Linked DNA regions of Mus musculus: all the other regions are linked to region 4. The links are chromatin loops, found by intact Hi-C in ENCODE. Cell type or tissue: heart. All regions are shown on one strand.

The links. Hi-C counts contacts between places; a loop is a spot of excess contacts. Peaks named below come from ENCODE experiments on the same cell type or tissue, not always from the same donor. Only the 100,000 strongest peaks of a DNase experiment are listed, where the experiment ranks them.
Region 1: it touches region 4 in a loop (4-fold over the local background); 8 of 42 quality-filtered maps call a loop at or near these places.
Region 2: a loop joins it to region 4, with 5 times the contacts of the local background. A loop is called at or near these places in 10 of 42 quality-filtered maps.
Region 3: it touches region 4 in a loop (2.8-fold over the local background); 12 of 42 quality-filtered maps call a loop at or near these places.
Region 5: it touches region 4 in a loop (2.4-fold over the local background); 11 of 42 quality-filtered maps call a loop at or near these places.

What each region holds. Positions count from the first base shown.
Region 1 is chr16:37,945,002-37,949,001 of GRCm38, forward strand. Gpr156 (G protein-coupled receptor 156) reads left to right here. Exons shown (of 10, transcript NM_153394.2): 2 at 2,367-2,818; 3 at 3,214-3,350. The coding sequence starts at 2,723. Among named protein-coding and RNA genes, the nearest start is that of Gpr156, 31 kb to the left of the region's middle. In heart, a CTCF peak has its summit at 2,409 (motif pointing left); a DNase peak (open chromatin) is centred at 2,420.
Region 2 is chr16:37,682,959-37,686,958 of GRCm38, forward strand. It overlaps Gm35833 (a long non-coding RNA gene), which reads left to right. Exons shown (of 3, transcript XR_876061.1): 2 at 350-549; 3 at 1,425-2,340. Among named protein-coding and RNA genes, the nearest start is that of Gm35833, 4.2 kb to the left of the region's middle. In heart, a CTCF peak has its summit at 1,888 (motif pointing right); DNase peaks (open chromatin) are centred at 403, 983, 1,503 and 1,933; H3K4me3 peaks cover 2,205 bases; H3K27ac peaks cover 3,970 bases.
Region 3 is chr16:38,087,114-38,091,113 of GRCm38, forward strand. It overlaps Gsk3b (glycogen synthase kinase 3 beta), which reads left to right and starts at 1,888. Exons shown (of 11, transcript NM_019827.7): 1 at 1,888-3,500. The coding sequence starts at 3,413. It overlaps BC031361 (cDNA sequence BC031361), which reads right to left and starts at 2,147. Exons shown (of 1, transcript NR_033221.1): 1 at 1-2,147. In heart, a CTCF peak has its summit at 592; DNase peaks (open chromatin) are centred at 1,798 and 1,958; H3K4me3 peaks cover 3,913 bases; H3K27ac peaks cover 3,879 bases.
Region 4 is chr16:37,868,103-37,872,102 of GRCm38, forward strand. Lrrc58 (leucine rich repeat containing 58) reads left to right here and starts at 298. Exons shown (of 4, transcript NM_177093.3): 1 at 298-878. The coding sequence starts at 394. In heart, CTCF peaks have their summits at 81 and 1,785; DNase peaks (open chromatin) are centred at 149, 2,049 and 3,459; H3K4me3 peaks cover 2,570 bases; H3K27ac peaks cover 1,888 bases.
Region 5 is chr16:37,812,788-37,816,787 of GRCm38, forward strand. Fstl1 (follistatin-like 1) reads left to right here. Exons shown (of 11, transcript NM_008047.5): 3 at 2,919-3,023. Among named protein-coding and RNA genes, the nearest start is that of Gm41452, 35 kb to the right of the region's middle. In heart, a CTCF peak has its summit at 1,727; DNase peaks (open chromatin) are centred at 1,104, 1,764 and 2,104; H3K27ac peaks cover 2,036 bases.

The sequences.
Region 1 (4,000 bases), 77 kb after region 4:
CAGAATGCCAAATGTAAACTATTTTCAGCTGGCAAAATAACATCCCTGCCCGAGCATGAGACAAATCATAGTCAGCTGCTGTGGACAGTCTAAAGCAACCCCACACCTGGGATTAAAACAAAAACATAGTCCCTTAACATTTCTGTGCTTTTAAAGGGACCAAAATTCTCATGACGCCAGGGAGTCTCAATTTGGCACATACTGGGCACAGTTGGCAGTGACTGGCAGTTGTTGAAACTGTTAGGAGAGGGCCAGGCATGCTGCCAAACATCCTCTCTTCAAAAGATGGTCCAGACAACAAAGCATTATCAAGCCAAAAATAGGTCTTTGGTTTACCACTAAGATGGAGAAGACAATGTAAAAACACACGTCCTTCCAGACTACCATAGTGTAGTTTGCTCTGTGACTCCTCACATTGCTCATTGCTAGAATACTCAGTAGGAAAGTAGGGTGTGGCTAGAAAAAAAGAGAGAAAGACCCTTTCTGTTGGAATTCCAACAAAATTAGGATACGAATAGCCATGCCTTGTTTGCTTCGTAATTTAATATTCAGTCATCTGTCCAGACAGCACAAGAATTCAAATGCTGGATGGGAGACAGCGGACTCTAATTTTCTCGTGATTGCTCTGTCATGAAGCTGGTAAATAATTCAAGAATATGGTAGAGTCCAGTGACAGGGCAACACCTGGTGCTGTATTGTTTATGTCTAAGTACAGACTCCAAAGACGGCACTCAGCACCTGTCACAATTGTTCTGCTTTAACCATGGGTCTAGTGTTCAGTGACTATTGATTAGTAGCATCTAATATTTGTCCAAGTTTCACACACACACACACACACACACACTCACACACACTCACACACACACACTCACACACACACTCACACACACACACTCACACACACACACTCACACACACTCTCACACACACATACACACTCACACACACTCACACACACAGATGCTATACTAGGTGCTTTCAAAAACACAAAGCAGAAATGGCAACCTCTTACATTCCTGTGACTAACCCCAAATCTATCTTTTCTATTAAAAGATGGGTTTGTTTTCAAATGTAGGGATAAGACTCAGGCATGTCCAGTCTGTGACCCGTGGACCACATGCCCCATCCACTTCTCTCTCCTCCCCTCCCTCTCTTCTGCACATCTTGCTTTGTAGCCAGGCTGGCCAACTCCTACACGCCCACCTCGGCCTTCCAAGCACTGAGACTGCAGGTGTCTGTCTTGGCTTCTCTTCTGATCACAGTATTCATATTATGAATATTTTCTGAGCGTAATAATCTCTCCTCAGTGGGTCACTCAGCCCCTCTCCCTAGAACCCAACTAACCCATGGCAGCTCCGTGATTCTGACAATTTAAAAGCCAGTACACAGAGGGGATAGGAACTCCACTGGAAGACCAATAGAGTCAACTAACCTGGACCCCCAGGGCTCTCAGAGACTGAACTACCAACCAAAAAACATGCATGGGCTGGACTTAGGCCTCCCCACACAAATGTTGTCTATGTGCAGCTTGTTCTTCATGTGGGTCCTGAACAACTGGAACAGGGGCTATCCCAAAGCTCTGGCCTATATGTGGGATACGTTCTTCTGGCTGGGCTGCCATGTCTGGCCTCAATGGGACAGAAAGCACCTAGTCTCAAAGAGACTTGAAGTTTCCGGGTGGGGAAGATATCCAGGGGAGGGGACCACCTGCTCAGAGAAGAGGGGAGGGGGTGGGGGAAGGATTGTGGGAGAGGGTGACCGGGAGTGAGCAGGATGTAAAGTGAATAAGTAAAAATAAATGTTTAATTAAATTTAAAAACTAAATAAATATGGGGGCTGAAGAGATGGCTCACAGGTTAAGAGCACTGACTGCTCTTCCGAAGGTCCTGAGTTCAAATCCTAGCTCACAACCATCTGTAATGAGATCTGATGCCCTCTTCTCGGCTACCTGAAGACAGTTACAGTGTACTTACATATAATAAATAAATAAATCTTTTTTTAAAAAACTAAATAAATAGATAAAAACCAGTACACGTTTTGGGCAACTCAGCTGTCTGGACATGGAAGGCTCTTCCTCATCCTGAGAGACAAGAGACAATATGGGCCCTTGATCCCAGAATCACCTAGGATCAAACAGAGGTTAAGCAAGGAACTGTGTGGAAAGATCTTAGGACATGAATTTGGGGGAGGGAAAAGGGGATGATGTGCCTTATGAATCAAAAGTAACATTTATACTTTAAAATGTTGCGATATTTATAAGCATATACCTACACACGATAGAATGTAACCATGTATAGCTGAGATACTAAAACCATTTTAAACCTGCGTGTGCATGTTTGTTAACCAGTCTGATTGCTTCCCTCCAGGGCCCAGTGTGGGAGCACGTGGAGTGCTGACTGCCCTCTGGTGGTGAGCCAGAATCAATTCGTTCTATGACCTGAGATGCCCACTCTTGACCATGTGCTACCCACTGGGAGCCAGGAACCAGCTGAAGAACATTTGCTCTTCAAATATGCATGATGAAGGAGACTAATGAAACAACCTTTCACTTCTACTTGGAGCCATTTGTTTTTTAATCCTGGATTTGGACTCTGGAGGCAACTCTGAGATGGAGCCTCTGGCAGAAAGACTCGAGTTGTTTCTGTGCTTCAGCGAACGGTTTGCATCCTTGACTGGGAATAGCCAAGACTGAGTAGATGCCCATAGAAGTGCATGGGGTGACATGGAGCCAGAAATCAACTGCTCTGAATTTTGTGACAGTTTTCCTGGTCAAGAGCTGGATCGGAGACCCCTTCATGATCTTTGCAAGACAACCATTGTAAGTGAACAGCCATGGGGCGTTATATAGATGCCATGGGACTAGACATAAATATGGTGATGGTGGTAGTGGTAGAGAAGGAGGAGGAGTGGGGAGGGGCAGAAAGAGGGGGGAAGGGGGAGGAGGAGGGGGAGAGGGAGGAGGAGGAGGAACTGTCCATGTAGCACAAGCATGGCCCTACTTTGGTGCCATCTATAGATCCTTTATTCTTTTGCTTGTTTGGTTTTGGTTTTGTTTCCCTGTGTATCCCTGGCTATCCTAGAACTTGCTCTGTAGACCAGGCTGGCCTGGAACTCAGAGATCCGCCTGCCTCTGCCTCCTGAGTGTGAGGGCTCATATTAAAGGCGTGATCCCTCATTATTAACCTCTCCTTTTTTTTTTTTTTCTGCCTCCAGACTGAGTCCCAGCACAGTAGTACAGCCGCCTCCCCACTGTCTCCTGCCCTCTTGGGGATTATGTGGACCTTTCTCAGCTGTGGGCTACTTCTGGTGCTCTTCTTTCTGGCTTTCACAATTCGCTGCAGGAAGAACAGGTAAGCAGCCTCCTGCCTAGAGTCTCAACCCCTATAACCAGAACTGTGAAATCCAGAATGCTGACATCATCTTGGCACCAAGAGCGGCTAGGCCTAGCTAGGGTCCCCCTACTGCAAAGCTAGTGACCATAGGGACCTTGTCTCTCATGCTTCCCACTGTGCCTCTAACACTTCAAACAGACTGACACATAATGGATACAGTAAGTGTGCTTGGTGGTCTTGGAAGAAAGGATGCTTAAATCCAAGTGGTGAGTGCTGCCAAGAAAAGAACCGTAAAGGGCATGAGTATGGGGTAGAGACCTACACGATTTTTATAATGTAAACTAGCGCCCTGTCAGCAAATTATACAATGATATCATTATCTCTCATGTGGTTTGCTCCCAGTAAACCAGTAGCTGAAAGCATTCTGGGGCAAGCTTTGTTCACTTAAACGAAAGAAACTTTGGGCTGGAGAGGCAGCTCAGTAGACAAAGTGCCTGCCTAGCATCCACAGAGCCTTGGGTTCAGTCCTCAGCATCATGTATACCCAGATGCTTGCCTGTAATCCCAGAGCTCAAGCGGGAGGCAGGACTATTAGGAGTTCAAAGTCATCCTTGTCTATAGAGAGTTTGAGATAGTCTCTCCCTTCCCAGCCAGGGAGGTGGATCAGT
Region 2 (4,000 bases), 190 kb before region 4:
TTGACTAGTTTCGGTTGTGAATCTTTCATTGGCAATAAATATTATTTGTATTTTGCAGTGTCTGTCAAGGCCATTCTGCTCCCATGGACTCACAAGTCCCCCAAATCCTCTTCTACGGTGACAATAAGCAAGGGCTATTCAAAACGGGAGGTATAATTTGGAGGCTGTCAATTTGCCAGGAATTTTGCAAAGGTGTCTTGCAGATAGAATAAAGGGTCCCCTTGACTTCTGTGGAATATGCGCTTAGCTTAGCCAGATCCCTGCAGAGTGTCAGATGTGTTGGGATCCCACGAACACATGACAACACTTTTCTTTTTTTTCTCCTCCTACATCAACACCCTGCAAGCAGACCCAGAGCACAAAGTCAGCCCTGGAAAGAAGAGGAGCCAGTGTCAACCAGCTGGATGGTGAGAGGAAAACGTGGAGGTTGGCAGAAGGACAAAGGAAAGGCGGCTACCTCGTCCTGAGGGAACGAAAGAGCAAGTGGCCATTTCCGGAGAGCTGCACTGCTCCCTGCAAGGCTGTGAACCAATGGTGGTTTGCCTTCAGGTTAACAAAAGAAAAGGAATCCTTTGGATGTTTGCCCAGAGCCTTTGAAAATAACCTCATGCTACCACCCTGAACAATGTTTTAGGGACATTTAGGGACCCTGAAAGAGGCATAGCTCTTTTATGAAAGGAAAGTTGCTTGTTTTGTTTTGAGACTGGTTCTCACTTTGCAGACCAGGCTGGCCTCTGCCACTGTGCCTCTCCCGGTAAATTGCTAATTTGTGAAGAGGAGGTTTTGAAGAGAAGGGGAGGGGGCATAAGACGGTCCATTCGGGGGGAACAAGCATCCTAGTCACACATCTGAAAATCTGCCCCTCCTTCACGTGATGCTCATACCCTCTGCCTATTGCCCAGGGGTCTCCCTTGCTAACCCAGGACCACTCCCCACGGGTGTGGCTGCTCCAGTCAACAGCTGCTAGCTCCTATATTCTGTTCCTGTTGCTTCAACGCTGGAGGTCCTTCTTTGTCTCTCCCTCAACCGCTGCCTCTGGACTTGGCATTTCTCATACAGAAGGCTAGCCTTTGTGTCCTTTAGGAAGGACAGGGCTTCTACCTTGTTTAATATCAACCTTAAGGAGAGGAGACGAGAGAAGAGGGGGAGAGGCCGGGAAGGAGGGGGAGACAGAGACAAAGAGGGGGAGGGGAGAGAAAGGAAGAGATAATGAGGAGAGGGAAGAAGGAAGGGAGGAAAGGAGGGAGGAGAGACAGACAGACACACACACACACACACAGAGAGAGAGAGAGGGGGGAGAGGGAGAGGGAGAGAGAGAGAGAGAGAGAGAGAGAGAGAGAGAGAGAGAGAGAGAGAGATTTTTTCTTCTGTCTTTCAGAGAACATTCTGCTCTTGCTGTTCTCAGTTCTTCCTGTCTTTTGCAGAGCTTAAGACCGAGGGGAGAGGGAAGGAAAGGAGAGCCGGGTGCGTCTTCGCTGCTATGGAGTTGGATGGCTTATTTTGGATGGCTTCCTATCTAGACCCGGCAGGCCCGCCCCCTAAGCAAAGAGGCCTTGTTTAATGCCAGCGTCACATTTGAGGCAAGAAGATGAAAGTTCAGAAAAAGTCCCCCTTTTTAGGAATTTTTGCAGCACTTTTATTTGCGTGACACATATTAAAAAAAAAAAAAAAAAGTCTGTTCGGCTACCCTCCTGCATGCCCTCCCATTAGCATGGCCCCTTCATAACTGCCTCCTCTGGGCCTTGGGACCTTGGCAATCAGTCAGGGCATTTAAGCTCTGGCATTAGGCAGCAGGATTTGGAAAAGCCAAGACCTTGGGAAAGAAAATAAAAGTCTTAAGTGGTCAAAGCTGGGGTTACGTAATCCTATTTCTCTTGGGATCCAGATGGTAACGTTCTTCAGGGCAGCCAGTAGGGGGAGCTCAGGACGTTTATCAGAACTCCAGCGATCCGATGGTCAGGAGCCAAGTCAAGGCACAAATAAAACAATGAACCTTTGTGGTTTCTCTTCAGCTCTTAATCCCGAGAGGCTTCAACCCGGACAGCCTGATTCCCACCCTGAAGGACCCAGCGACCTTCTCCCAGGACGCCTTAATAGGTTTTCCGGAGTCTGTAGACTCAAATCCCCCGCCCCCTCCTCCTAAGTCTCTCATCGGTTTCCCAGGCTCTTGTGGGCTCCGTGCCTTTCTTTTGTCTTCCTGACTTTCTTGTGTCTAAGTTTCTTTCTTGTTTCTCTTCACTATCCTCGAGTCACTAGTAAAACCTACGAAAAATGCAAGGGGGTGAGCCCACCCCCAGACAAATACATCAAAGCCCCGCACTTTGAATAAAATCTAAAACACGCTGGTAAGCAAAAATGGCGAAGTCCGCCACCACGTGGCCGTGAGGTCGCATCTTTCAAGTCCTTGTCTTTGCATAAGCGGCCCTTTGCTACCCCACAGTGACTTCGGTCTGTCTCTTAACTTCCAGGACTGGGTCTCCTGGGTATTTTAGAGAAGGCACTGTCAGCTTAAAGCGGATAACTCCAGTTGTGGGGTTTCTGATTTTTGAACAACAGTCTCCTGAACAGTTCCAGAGCACAATGGAATTTTTAGAGTTAGGGACTGCTGTGATCCAGATAAGAAGTGGAAAAGCAGTTTTGCTCTCTGCCTAACTCTCCCTTGATCTGTGAGGTTCAGGTTCTCTGGGTGTGGGGGGGCCAGAACTTTTTCCTTTTCATTTGTTTTGAGATAAGGCCTCATATAGCCCAGGTTGGCTTGAACTCACTGTGTATCCAAGGCTATCCTTGCATTTCTGATTTTTCTGCCTTCTCCTAAGTGCTAGGATTAAAGGCATGTACCACACCCCAGGCCAAGTACCTACCTTTATTTACAGAACATTTCTCTTGGGGAACCTTGTATTTCTCTTCAAACTTGCAATTACTTGTGTGTGTGTGTGTGTGTGTGTGTGTGTGTGTGTGTGTGTATCTTTGAAGAAAATAGAGATTACATTCTCTTCCTGGGCTTTTAGACCCTAGGGAATCTAGAAAACATGGCTAAGCATGTTTGTAAAATGCCGGAAGATTGTATGCCAGTCAACTAGCAGAAGCTGCTTGGCCTGAAGCTCAAAGAGGCACTGAGGAGGCATGCTCTCTCTCAAATCTGATGCTGTGGTGGTGTGACTATTGTAGCCTCCTAATTGATGGCTCTCCTAATTGATGGCCCTCCTAATCCCATGGCCCCACCTCCCATTCCACTAATAGTCACATGAGTCCCTGAGAGGAAGAAACTAATTAGATTGGATAGGGCATGATACCCTTCGAGTTAGCCATGCTAGCTTTCTCCAGGAGCCAAGAACGGAAGGAAGCTGAGGTCTTGTCTAAGTCCTTGCCTTGCTAGTACTAGGCGGCTGCTCTCTCTCATTTCCTAGTTCCAGATGCTAATAGGGCTACGTGTAAGATCCAGGTAGGAGGTAGAGGGCAAACAGTCAATGTGACTCAATCCAGCATTAACAGCACCCTTTGCAGGGCCTTGGCCGGCTACAAAGACTGAATGAGACAGGTCTGCCCTGAATATAAATGCTCCCATTGCACACCTCTCCAGTATCTCTGAAGGAGAATAAAAGATGAAACTGCCACAACTCCTCCCTCCCCCCAGTACTGCCAAATAGGAGCATCATCAGGCAGGCTGCCTCTGCAGCACAATCCATAATCGCTCTGACTTCCAGAAGAACAACAATGAAAGTTACATTGCATTCTAAATTAAGCTTTGCATCACTCTGGAAACTAACAAAGAACCCCTTCCTACAGACTCAGCTCCTAAATTAAACATTGTGTCCTTGTACAGCTGTTTCAAATGCTGTTTCAAATTCAAAGACGGAAATGCTCCTTAGGTAGGGAAGAGAGGCGGGTCTCTAAGAAAAGAGATGGGGAAGGGGCTCCGTGGAGACAGGAGCACTGTGGTCAAGTAGTGGAGCAGCTGGGGAAAGATGTAATCAAGCAGGCGAGTGGATAAGATATGTTT
Region 3 (4,000 bases), 220 kb after region 4:
TCAATTGAGTTAAAAATATCTGAAGGCAACAAAAAAGTTACTAATCAAAACCCTAAGGTAGGCTATTTTTGAACTAGTTTTATATACAAGAATAGCCACGTTGCCAGTTTCTGCAAACTAAACCCTTGTTATTTACCTTCCTGCTGGTATAATTAGGTAGGGAGGATTTAAAGTTCTGCACCACAGCAGTTTAGGAACAGTGGCAAAGGTCTTTCATAATAGCATGGAGAGGCACCATTCAAATGACAAAGTTGCCAAGCAAGGCGGCTGCTTTTAAGATTCTTTACCCTCCCCCATGGCATCGGGCTACCTTATAGACGATTTTAATTGTGAAGAACAAGAGTCTCTTCTGCACTTGAGGCATAAAGTCTCCGATAAGGAATGAGATTACAAATTGGCTGCCTGTCGGGCACATTTTCCTGGGATTTTTTACTTTGTTGGTCTACGTGGTTTCGGCATATCGGTTGCCAACACGTCAGATTTAGAGATCACACATAAAACTTCAACGTTATGGTTTTGGTAATTAAAAAAAAAAAAAAAGGAGAATACGATTATTTTAATGGTGGACCCCCTTAAGGGCATGGATGGAACTCCCGTTTCCACATCATCTAACATTCCTATTGTCTTCCACCAGGCCGGTGTCATTCGCTTTATTTGCCAGGCCTCTACAGACATCTGAGTCTGCAAACACTATCCAGACCTTTACTGGCTCCCTTCAAAGCTTACTTTGTTCTGTCCCAAGTCCCTCATCAGATTTTAAAGCAATAGCTAAGCAATCTGATCAAGTACGTGTACTTTTACATGTGCTTTCTGGAGATAGCATCTCAACAGAAAGAGATGACTATGCGGGTGGGTATTACAAGTATCACGGGATTACAGTCAGGATTGCCAGTGTCCACTCTAACTTACTCTAGTCGTAGTAGCCACGCCACACAGCTCTCGGATGGACCAAGGCAATGGTCTCCTTTGTAGAACAATGGACGCTGGACTACATGTGAAACCTACTTAGGCAGCAGTGTGCTGATCATCCAATAACACTAAAAACTGCTGCGAGCAATTCTGACTTGAGCTTCCTCCTAGGATTCGAGGTACTGTCCTGACCACATTTCCCCTCACCTGTTTTCGGGGCTGCTTTTGCGCTGGACAGTCGCGCCCATGGACCGCGCTCATCTAGCATGAGCTCATCTCTCGGGGGCGTTTCCAGAAGGCCTGGTCTGGCCTTGTGCGCCTGCTGCAAAGGGCTCCCCCCCCCCCCCCCACGAGATCAGCGGCCCCCCGCGATGGGCGGGCGCGGCTGCCCAGAGGCTCTCCTTCTCTGGAAGCTTTGTTCCCATTTAAGCGCTAGAGGGTTCGGCCCCGGCCACGGCGCCCTACGTCTTTCAGAGAATAGACGTTCTCATAGGCTCAGCACGCGCGGTGGGGAGCCTCGGGCGCACTTGGTAAGCCGCGCCCCGCGGAGCTCCCGGGAATGGGGACGGCCTCACGCCCCACTAGAGCGCTCGGGGCCCGACCCTCCGACCGCAGCATTGTCGGACCGGGCTGCACAGCCAGCACGAGCGTCGGCTCGGAAAGCAGATGCAGGCCGACCACTCATCCCGTCCGCCCGCTTAGGGACCACCCGAGGCCAATCCCACTGCAGCTAGGTCTTGCGATTGCACAGCAGTGAGCGCCTATTGGCCGCCGCCACGGGCTCCTGCACCCTCCTTCTCCCTTTCGAAGCTCCCCTCCCCCCGCGCTCCAGCTCGACGCTGCAGACCAATGAGATGGCACTTTATAGGTGCCCTCCCTCCGCTTTCTTCTTCTCCCCGCCTCAAAGAGGGAGGGGAGGCTCTGACTGGCCCGATGTCCTCGGAAGCCCCCTTCCCTTCACCAATCACCGAGAAAGGTACACGCCCAGCGGAGTTGTCCAGCCAATGAGGAAACGGGCGCGGCGCCCAGCCGTGCAGTTCCTCCCGCGACTCGGGAGTTTCGCCGTCCTTAACTCTTGAGGCTTTTCCCTGAGGGCCAACAGCTCTGATTGGCCACTGTCGCTATTGTCGACTCTTCTCTCTAGCCAGCCACAGGACAAGGAGAACCCTCTTCCCTTCTGTTCGGCTACCTTCGGCATTCCTCGTTGCTGGGGCGTGGTCTCCCAGCGGCGTCTCCTCATTGGTTATCCAGGTCGCTCGGCTTTTTCCGGCAGGAGCTGCAAGCAAGCGACGTCTCTGATTGGTTCCGGCTTGGGTTTCGGCTCTACAGCCGAAGCTGGCGGGCGCGGGCTCGGCGAGCGATTCCCAGACGCCTGTAACGCGGGCGGCGGGGCGCTGGGCGGTGTAAGGGCTGGGTGGGGGAGGAAGGAGGCGGAGGACGAGTAGGAAGGGGGAGGGGGAGTGGGGAAGGGCTAGGCGGCTGCGCAGACGGCGCGCCTCGCACAGAGCAGCCCCCGACCCGGCCGAATGCGGGCTTGTGTCGCCGCCGTCGCCGCCGCCTGGGCCGAGTGACAAAGGAAGGAAGGCAGCAAGGAGGAGCCGGCCTTGCAGCCGCTGACAGGGCTTCGGGCTCCGGGCACAGCGCGGACACTTCCCGAGCAGCCGCTGAGCAAAGGCGAGGGGCGGAGGCCGGCCGTGCCGGGGCCACGGACGGGGGAGGGGACCCCGAGGGACGGAAGCGGTTGCCTGGTTCCCATGTCCCCGGCGTATGGGGAGCAGTCAGGGAGCCGCTGCCTGGGGTCTGAAGGGAGCTGCCTCCGCCGCCGCTGCCGCCATGGCCGCTGGATCCAGCCACCGCCTGCAGCTGCTCCTGGCGCAATGAGGAGAGGAGCCGCCGCCACCGCCCGCCGCTGACTCGCGACTGCGCTGCCCTCCGGTTCACCCGGCCGCCGCCGCCGTCAGACCGCCGGATCCCGCTGCTGCCGGAGCCGCAGCGTTTGCCGTCGCATCTCCGAGCCATCTCCTCCCTCCTTCCCATCCCCCTTCTCTTCAAGCGTGAGGCTCGTGATCCTTCCGCCGCTTCCCTTCTTCATTGACTCGGAAAAAAATCCCCGAGGAAAAATATAATACTCAGAGTACTTATTTTCAATCAAGTATTTGCCCTCGTTCACGTGATATATATATATTTTTAAGGATTCCACTCCACCCTTTTTCTCCTCTTCCAGGAAAGGGAGGTGAAAGAATTGTATTTTTCTCCCAGCTCTAAATCATCTATGTGTTAAATATCCGTACCGATCTGTCTTGAAGAAATACATAGCTCCTTTTTTTTTTCCTTCTTCTTAAATAGCTATACAAAAGGAGTGAAAAGCCAAGAGAACGAAGTCTTTCTTTCTCTTTCTTGCGGGAGAACTTAATGCTGCATTTATCATTAACCTAGCACCCTAACATAAAACAAAAGGAAGAAAAGGATTAAGGAAGGAAAAGGTGATTCAAGAAGAGCCATCATGTCGGGGCGACCGAGAACCACCTCCTTTGCGGAGAGCTGCAAGCCAGTGCAGCAGCCTTCAGCTTTTGGTAGCATGAAAGTTAGCAGTGAGTATCGATTTTATTTTACACCCTTCCTCCACCTTACCATTTAGATAAGAAACCTCGAAATACCAGGATCTTACACTAACAGACCTGATAGAACAGTCAGTGGTCGTGGAAAAGGGCAAAACCAGCCTTGAGTCAAGAAGAGGCAGGCTCCTTTTCCTCCTCCCATTCCCGTACCCCCTCCCCCCGCCTCATTAACCTTGGATTGAGAGAATATTAGTTTTATTTGCCTGATTGGATTTGAAACTTCTTTTCTTACGTTCTCCGTGCTGCTGGTAGTCTTTTCAAGTGCTCCAGTGCCTCCGGGTTAAGCGATGGAAGAAGCGTTCGCTTGCCCATCCCTTTGAATAAAGAAGAGGAGGACAAGGCTTGATTAATAAACCATGATGTACATTTGCCGAGTCCTTGTCTTCTGGAATGAGGGAGTTTATCTTAGTTAGCTCAGGTTATCAGGGTTCTGTATTCAAAATAGAGATATTAAATGCCCCAGCCTCCTAATA
Region 4 (4,000 bases):
GGGATCAACAGCCCCGGAGCTGTTTACTCTGGCGGCCAAGGCCACCACCGGGTGCCACACTATAAAGGGCGAGCTGCCCGCTCCGGGGAGCCTCAGGCCTCCGGCTCGCCCACCGAGCCCCGCGACGCCCGGGCGAGCACAGCTCCCTCACACGGTTCCCGGGAGCGCCAGGCCTCGGCTCCTGCGCAGCGGACGCCGCGCCGTGCGCCACGTGAGGCGGAGCCCGGCCCCCGGAGCGGCGCGCGCACCCGGCGCCGACCATCGCGTGACTCGGAGGGCGCGCGGGGGTGAGCGCCCGGGCCGTACCGGGCCGCGCCGCGCCACTTCCGACGCGGCGCTCGCTTTAGGTTCCGGGGCGCGCCGCCTCGGCTCGCGGGCCCGGGATCCGGCGGGATGGAGGAGGCCGCGCTCGGGGAGGCCGAACTCAACTGGTCCCGCCTCAGCGTGTCGGCCGAGGCGTTGGAGTCGGAGCTGGAGGCGCGCGCCGAGGAGCGGCGCGGCGCGCGCGAGGCTCTCCTGCGGCTGCTGCTGCCCTACAACCGCCTGACGTCGCTGCCGCGGGCGTTGGGCGGCGGCTTCCCGCACCTCCAGCTCCTGGACGTGAGCGGCAACTCGCTCACGGCGCTGGGGCCCGAGCTGCTGACGCTGAGCGGCCTGCGCACGCTGCTGGCCAGGAACAACCGGCTCGGCGGCCCGGGCTCGCTGCCCAAGGGCCTGGCCCAGTCGCCGCTCTGCCGCAGCCTCCAAGTGCTCAACCTCAGCGGCAACTGCTTCCAGGAGCTGCCCGCCTCGCTGCTGGAGCTGCGCGCCCTTCAGACCCTCAGCCTGGGCGGCAACCAGCTGCAGAGCATCCCCGCCGAGATCGAGAACTTGCGGAGGTGAGCGGCGGCGAGTCCCGGGGGTGGGGAGCGGGGCGGTGGCCCGAGCTCCGTGGCACCGGGTTGGAGGGGGAGGGGGACTAGGCGAGCCATTGTCACCCGTAGCGTCTGACCAAGGGTGGGTGGGTGGGTGGTAGCCTTTGGGTTGTGTTTGGCCTGCCGCAGGTCTTCGACGCCCCCCGCGCCCCCCAATGAACTCTGGAATTCATTGTGGAGACCATGCTAACCTCAAGCTCACAGAGCTCCGCCTGCCTCTACCTCCCAAATCTGGGGCTAAAAGACATGCGCCACTAAGCCGGACTTCGCCTTCTTTCTTGAGTCTAGACAGGGAGTCAAAAGGGCTCCCGTTAACAGAGGTTGGCGATTTCTTACTGGTTAAGTCTTCCGAGACTTTCCATGCGTTTGCATCAAAGTGGCATTTAACGTGGCGTAGGAGGTGCTGACCTACTTCCTTGGTTTTTATTTCCAGTTCCCCTCTTTTCCCGATACCCAAAGTACCATTTGTGGAGTCAGTGAGCCTTGCACACACACACACACCCAGAAAGGCAGCTTCACTAAATTGTGGGGTTGGGGTTGGGTACAAAAAAAAAAAACAAAAAAACCCAAAAACAACAACAACAAAAAAAAACCACGCTGCGCTTCCTTTGACCCTGAGGAACTATTCACATTTCAAAATTTTATCTTAGGAGTCTTTTCTGTAATTCTAAAAAAAAAAAAAAAAAAAAAAAAAAAAAAAAAAAAAACTGTTCCCAGGACAATTAGAGCCAAATTACTTCCTCTGTGTGTCACACATCATACCATTGTATCTGTGTTACTGTATGTTACTGAATGTGATTCCTTCTTTACAGGAACTGTCTGTCCTATCTCCTAGTGGCTTAGTCAGTAGTGTACTGGAGTGAGGAGGTGCAGAGAGGATAATAGAAGTGCTCTAATGTGCCCTGCAGGGGAGTCAAAGCAAAACAAGAAAGCATCTTCCACTTGTTAAATATTTTTCCTCTCTTTTAATTGGTTAGCCAAGATAAAAGAATGTGGAGCCAGAAAGAACCTTCGAGTTAACAGGGAAAACATTGACCCAGGAATAAGACTTTTTCTTCACATCTCACCCTTCTGCTGGTCACTTAGCACTTCCTGTTTGCCAAATGAGGCATCTGGACACAGTGTCCCTTAATTTGCTCCTCGATAGATGTTTACACAGTACTTGATGTGTCCCAACATTTTCCTAAGTTCTGGGGCTAATCCCCTGAGATAGAATGACAGGGATTTGACCTATTTTGGTTCTTGAGTAAGTGCCGTTTGAGTCAGCCTTCTGAAGGAAGTAACAGTGAAGATTTGAGTGTGAGCCATTGGACCAATCCAGGTAAAAAGAAGAGTGTGTGTGAAAGTCCAGGAGCAAGGAAAAGAACTGCTGAAAGATGATCATTGCAAAGAACCGGGGACACTCAGAGGGTGTCACATCTTGAAGACTTCCATAGAGTGTGGGTTGTATTCTGAGTGCACATGTTTGTTCCTGTGGAGTGGCAAGGGGCTGAATGAAGGAGAAGGGATTTGGGGGCTGGTTAGGAGGCCATTGTGGTAGACACCGGTAACCTACAACAGGAGTACTAGGGAAAGGTAGGATATAGGACAGGTAAGGGGAGATTATGTTCATTGGACAGACTTTGGTTCCTCTTAATTTTAACATGTCGTGTTTTATTTCAATCAAGTATTTTTAAAATTTTTTATTATTTTTGTTATTTTTGTTTTTTTGGTTTTGTTTGTTTCGAGACAGAATTTCTCTGTGTAGCCCAGGCTGGCCTTGAACTCAGAAATCCACCTGCCTCTGCCTCCCAAGTGCTGGGATTAAAGGCGTGAGCCACAATCTAGCATATTAGGAGGAGCCCAGGGAGAGTAGTCAATGATTCTAAGATGAGGCACTCTCCATTTTTAGAGGAAGAAACAAGGGCTCAGAGAAATGAGGTCTCTCTCAAGATCACAAACCTATTAAGTAGAACTGGATTTGAATACTGGGGTCTCTGATGCCAAATTCAAGAATTTTCCACAGTGGCCAGCTAGGGCTAGGACTTGAGTGTCTAGGCTTCTTTTCTGGGAAATACGCAATTCAGAGGATTGGGTCAGGCCATGTATACCTGGTTGAGCTGATTTCTGTACTGACAACAACTACGCAAGGCTGTTGGTCACTATGTTCTTGACTTGAATTTTTGCATCCTGGTTGTTGTTGTTGTTGCACTTTATTTCTCTACTAATAGGAATCAGCAAAGATTTAGATAATGAATTCTACTTGGATGTAGGCCAAAAGGCTCATTGCAGAATTGTACTCCTAAAGAAAGCAGCAGCTTTGACCATGGCCTAGTTCGTTTCCTTCTTTTCAAGGATGAGGAAGTTGAGATTTTGTATGAATGAGTTGCTTGAGGCCAGATCAAGGCCACAGCAAGAGTTGAGTGATTTTAGTTCCCAGAGACTGCTAACTATTCTGAGATAGTTCATTACTGGTGGGACATGGAGAGGTGGTGTTACAGTCGCTTGAACATCATGTTCTTCCAGAGCCTGGCATGTACTAGGTGCTGTAGTGGGCTGGTCTGCTCCTCCCTCCCTGCTGCTGAGGGTGGACTGCATGGCCTTCCACGTGCCAGCCAAGAGCCACTGCTTGAGTCAGGTTGACTATTTTGGCACATGAAGAAGATTCTGTCCTTGTAAAGAACACTTAAGAGAACAGTTTTTTTTTAATTACACAGCATATATAGGCCACAGAAACTCCTCGTGTCCACTAGTCACATTCCAGGGAAGAATAACAAGTCTTGGTTGCGTGTGCCACTGGCCTCTCTGCGTCTCCTGGAGGTCTCAGATGAGATCTTTGCACTAGACTTGTTGATCCTTCCCTTAGTGGCAAAAATTAAAAAAAAAAAAAAAAAACAAGTAAATGGGTGCTGGAACGGAGCTCTTGTTTATTTTTATGATTGACTTCATTCCCCTGAAGTCAGGATATTATAAATATAATTCTGTTTGTATAGGATTTATCAGCAAATAAATGTACGTTTGTGGCTTTTGTGTAGGCAAACATTTTTGTTTTACAGTGCTGAAAGGTAGTAGTTCTCATTTGACACTTCTTCTAATGAACTTAGGTT
Region 5 (4,000 bases), 55 kb before region 4:
GAAGAATGGGGACATGACAGTCCAAGGTGACAGTGACATCATTTCGCAGGGGAAACTGAAAATAAATCACCCCCTGTAGTGACAGTCGCTTCCTGTTACACAGCACATGGCGCGGCTCAGTTAATTCTCAAGACAATTCTAACCTTCAATGTTTTATGTCTGCACCCAAGGAAGGGGGTTGCAAGAGAATACTCGTGGCAGATAAAGAAGGGGGCTGGGTATGAGTGCTGCATATGGGATCTAAACGCCTTACACTTGCTATTGTAACATCCATATTCCCATTATAGTTTCCCTAACCTTAATGCATACGGATGTAAGAATCAACCAAACATAAAGGAATCATTTGCCTTTGGTTGGAGGAACATCCAACTCTATCGCTTTTTGTTACTGGGCCTCTCAAGTCAGCTTTCCTACCTGTAAAAGAGGGATAATATGACTCTGGAATTAGGAACATATAGAGCGCTTAAGTAGCACCAACCATAGTAGGTCACTTTGAGGGAAGCCAGGTGTTTACAAATGGATTCTTAGTTACCCGTGGGCTGAATAGAGGTTTCTCTCTCTCTCTCTCTCTCTCTCTCTCTCTCTTTTTAGTTTGGGGAACTTAGGCAAATTATTTGACCTTTTGGGGCCTCAAATTGCTCGTTTGTAAAATGGAGCTAATAATCATATGCATGCTCTTCTCAGGTTAGCCATGCAGTAAGGTGAAATGCTGTGTGTGAAAACATTCACGTTTTTAATTGCACTCTTCAAGTACTAGTTGTTAGGGTGAAAGAAAAAGGTGTTCTCCTCCAAACATAACGTCAGTGAGCTACCTGTGCAAATGACTTGGGTTGAATTCAGATTCCACATAATAGTGTTTATTAGGAATATTTACCACAGTAGGAGAGAAGAGGGGGTAGCTCATTGGGTAAAAACACTTGTAGCCAGGCCAGAGGGCCAGAGGTCAATCTCTGGAACTCACCCGATGGAAAGAGAACCCCCCCCACACACACACACACACCCAAAAAGCCATCCTCTGACCTCCACAAACTTGCCCTGACTGGTGTGCCCCTCCCACACACCAATAACTAAACAATAAACATGCACATGAGACAAGATGAGGCTCTGAACTCGGCAGGATCTTCTGCAAGCAGCCCTGTAAGGTGTCCCCTTGATCATGCTCGCCCCCTCCCCCACCCACCATTTTCTCCTGCCCCACAGACGAGGAGATGTGTAGTTTAAAGGATCAGAGGGACTAGTTAAGTACACACTGGGAACATTTGAGTTTTTCCTTGAATGCAGACATATGCCAAAGCTCACTGATTTGTGCATTTGTGTATCTTCAGCTCCTGTGATAGGCCCAGGGGTTAAAGTGTTCAGCTCAGGGAAGTTGAAGAGGCCACTGGAATTGTCTTTTATAACAATCAGCACTGTCTTTTTCTATTCCCTTCTGGCTCTGCTTTTTGCTCGGAGACACAGCTCCCACAAGAGGGAGAGCCCTGTCTGTCTGAAGAGTTTGCTCAATTTTATTCCCCCTCTCTGTTTAGGAAACAAAGATCTAAATCCATCCTCCACCCTTCTGGGAATTACTTCCTCTTTTCTTCACTGTCTGCCAGCTTTTTTGAATTCTCCTTAGCAACATTTTAAAAAAAAAAATTAGTTTAGCAACAGCATTTAAGCCAATGAGATCTGAGCATGCAAATGAGTTCTAGACCAATGAGAGCTCTGCATGGCAGGCAAGGGGGCTTATGGGAGACAAGAATAACCTGGAGTTTGCAGAGCAGCCTCCAAGTGGCAGCAGAGCAGCTATTATGGACCCATCACCTCTCAAGCCTCTACTTTGTTTCCGTGTGTGTGTGTGTGTGTGTGTGTGTGTGTGTGTGTGTGTGTGTGTGTGTGTGTGTGTGTCTGGTTCCCCCGTTTAAAACATTTACTGTTACAGTAAGCCTTGTAGGTATGAGTTCTTTAGATACACTGTAGGCAAGGGCTGGAAATGTGGACTTTGCTGTTACCCAAGTCATTCGTAGGCCTCTTCTGTCTTTGTTGTTTTGTAACCAGCTCCAGCCCAGTCGTCTAAGGCCTGGAAGCCTTGGGTGATTCAGCCAGCCCAGCCTGGCGGAACAGAGGCCCCGGGGGAATCCCTGTCTTTGTTTATCCACCACTACCACAGAGCTGGGGGGTGAATGTCGTGGGAGTAAAGGAATGTACCACCAACAAACTGGTCCTATCACAATCCACATGTGGCATACAGACCTTCCTCTCCCTGCAGTTCTGTAACATCTGTCTGAACAGGAAACCTGACCAGCAAGAAGCTTGGGGGCCATACTCTTTTTGGAGTGGGTTTGGTCCTCTTCATCTTGTAGCCTGGGTACACACAGAGAGTGGCTGGATATCATAGCATATCCACATGGTGACCATCCTTCGGTCCTTTCAGATGGTATTGCAGTAAATACCTTGGTGTTAAGATGTCTGGATGTGTCTCCAGTGTTTCCATTTCTTCCTAGCTTAGACTTCTCATCCTTAAAGAGACAGTTAAGGTGTGGAATCTTCAGAAAGGGCCATCTGATTCTCCCATACACCCCTGCTCCCCAGAGCACCCACTGTGGCCCTTCCGTATATGTGTTCCTCCCTGAGAGTCACAGAGTTCATGAGATCAAAGATTGCCCTGTGTAGCTCTAGCCCTTAGCATAGTGCTGGCTTTATCACAAATGCTCAAACCGTATTTTTTTTTAATGAGGAAGGATGCAAGAAAGTCACTCTTCACAGGGGAACAATCTTCAGTGCCTGTACCTGAGCCAGAACAATGCCTGTGAGTCTGATGCTAAAAGATAACTTTTGGCACACGGAAGCCCCAAGCCTGAAAGGTCATTACCACCAATGTTTCATCCTGTGATGGGCTCATCTCAGTAACGTGGCATCCTTTATGATCTGTGTTTTAGGAGGAACCTAGAAGCAAATCCAAGATCTGCGCCAATGTGTTTTGTGGAGCTGGCAGGGAATGTGCCGTCACAGAGAAGGGGGAGCCCACGTGCCTCTGCATTGAGGTGAGTCCTGGTGTCAGGCATGGGGGGTGCTGACTGTTTAGGGGGTCCTTGAGAACTTGCTCAGTAGGAGATGCGCTTGCTGCCATCACAGCCTCAGGACCTACACAGATGACTGGCATGGCAGCAGGAGGCACTGACCGCAGTGCTGGGCGAGAGGAGGCAAATCCATGGAGTTCACTGACTAACCATTCCAGCCAAATCATGAGCTCCAGGCATAGTGATAACTCTATCTCAGAAAGTTATACTGAAAACAACCAAGGACAACACAATATGGATCTTTGGCCTCAATACATACATGAACACCAAAAAAGAAAGAAAAAGAAAAAAAAAGAAAAAAAAATGATGTTAACAAGAAAATAGAACCAGTCTGGTTGTCCATCAGCATATGAACAGATGATGGAAATGTGGGACATATAGACAATGAATAATTATTCAGGGCTGGAGAGATGGCTCAGTGATTAAGAGCACTGACAGCTCTTCCAGAGGTCCTGAGTTCAAAGAGGTCCTAGGGGCTCACTACTATCTGTAATGGGATCCAATGCCCTCTACTGGTGTGACAGTACGCTCACATACATAAAATAATAGTTTTTAAAATGATATAAAAAGAAATATTATTTATCTTTAAAGAAAAATGAAATGTGTAGGAAAATAGATGGACCTAGAAGGTGTACTATTAAGTGAGATGATTCAGGCTCAGGAAGAAAAACAAAACGCATGTTCTCCTTCCCATGTGGATCCTAGACCACACATATAACACAGAGAGGTGTACAGGAGGGTACAGTTGAGGTTGAGAGAGGAAGGGGTGCTACGATGCAGTCATCGGTGAGGTAGGATGGACAGAGGGACGCATGAGTCATGAAAGGATGTACATCAATATTTTGTCTAGTTTCTAGTCTGTCATAGTTTCTACCTTTTGAATTTTGGGTTTATTTGTTTTTGTGCTGCATCTGAAGGAGCAAGAATTGTGTAGTTTTCCA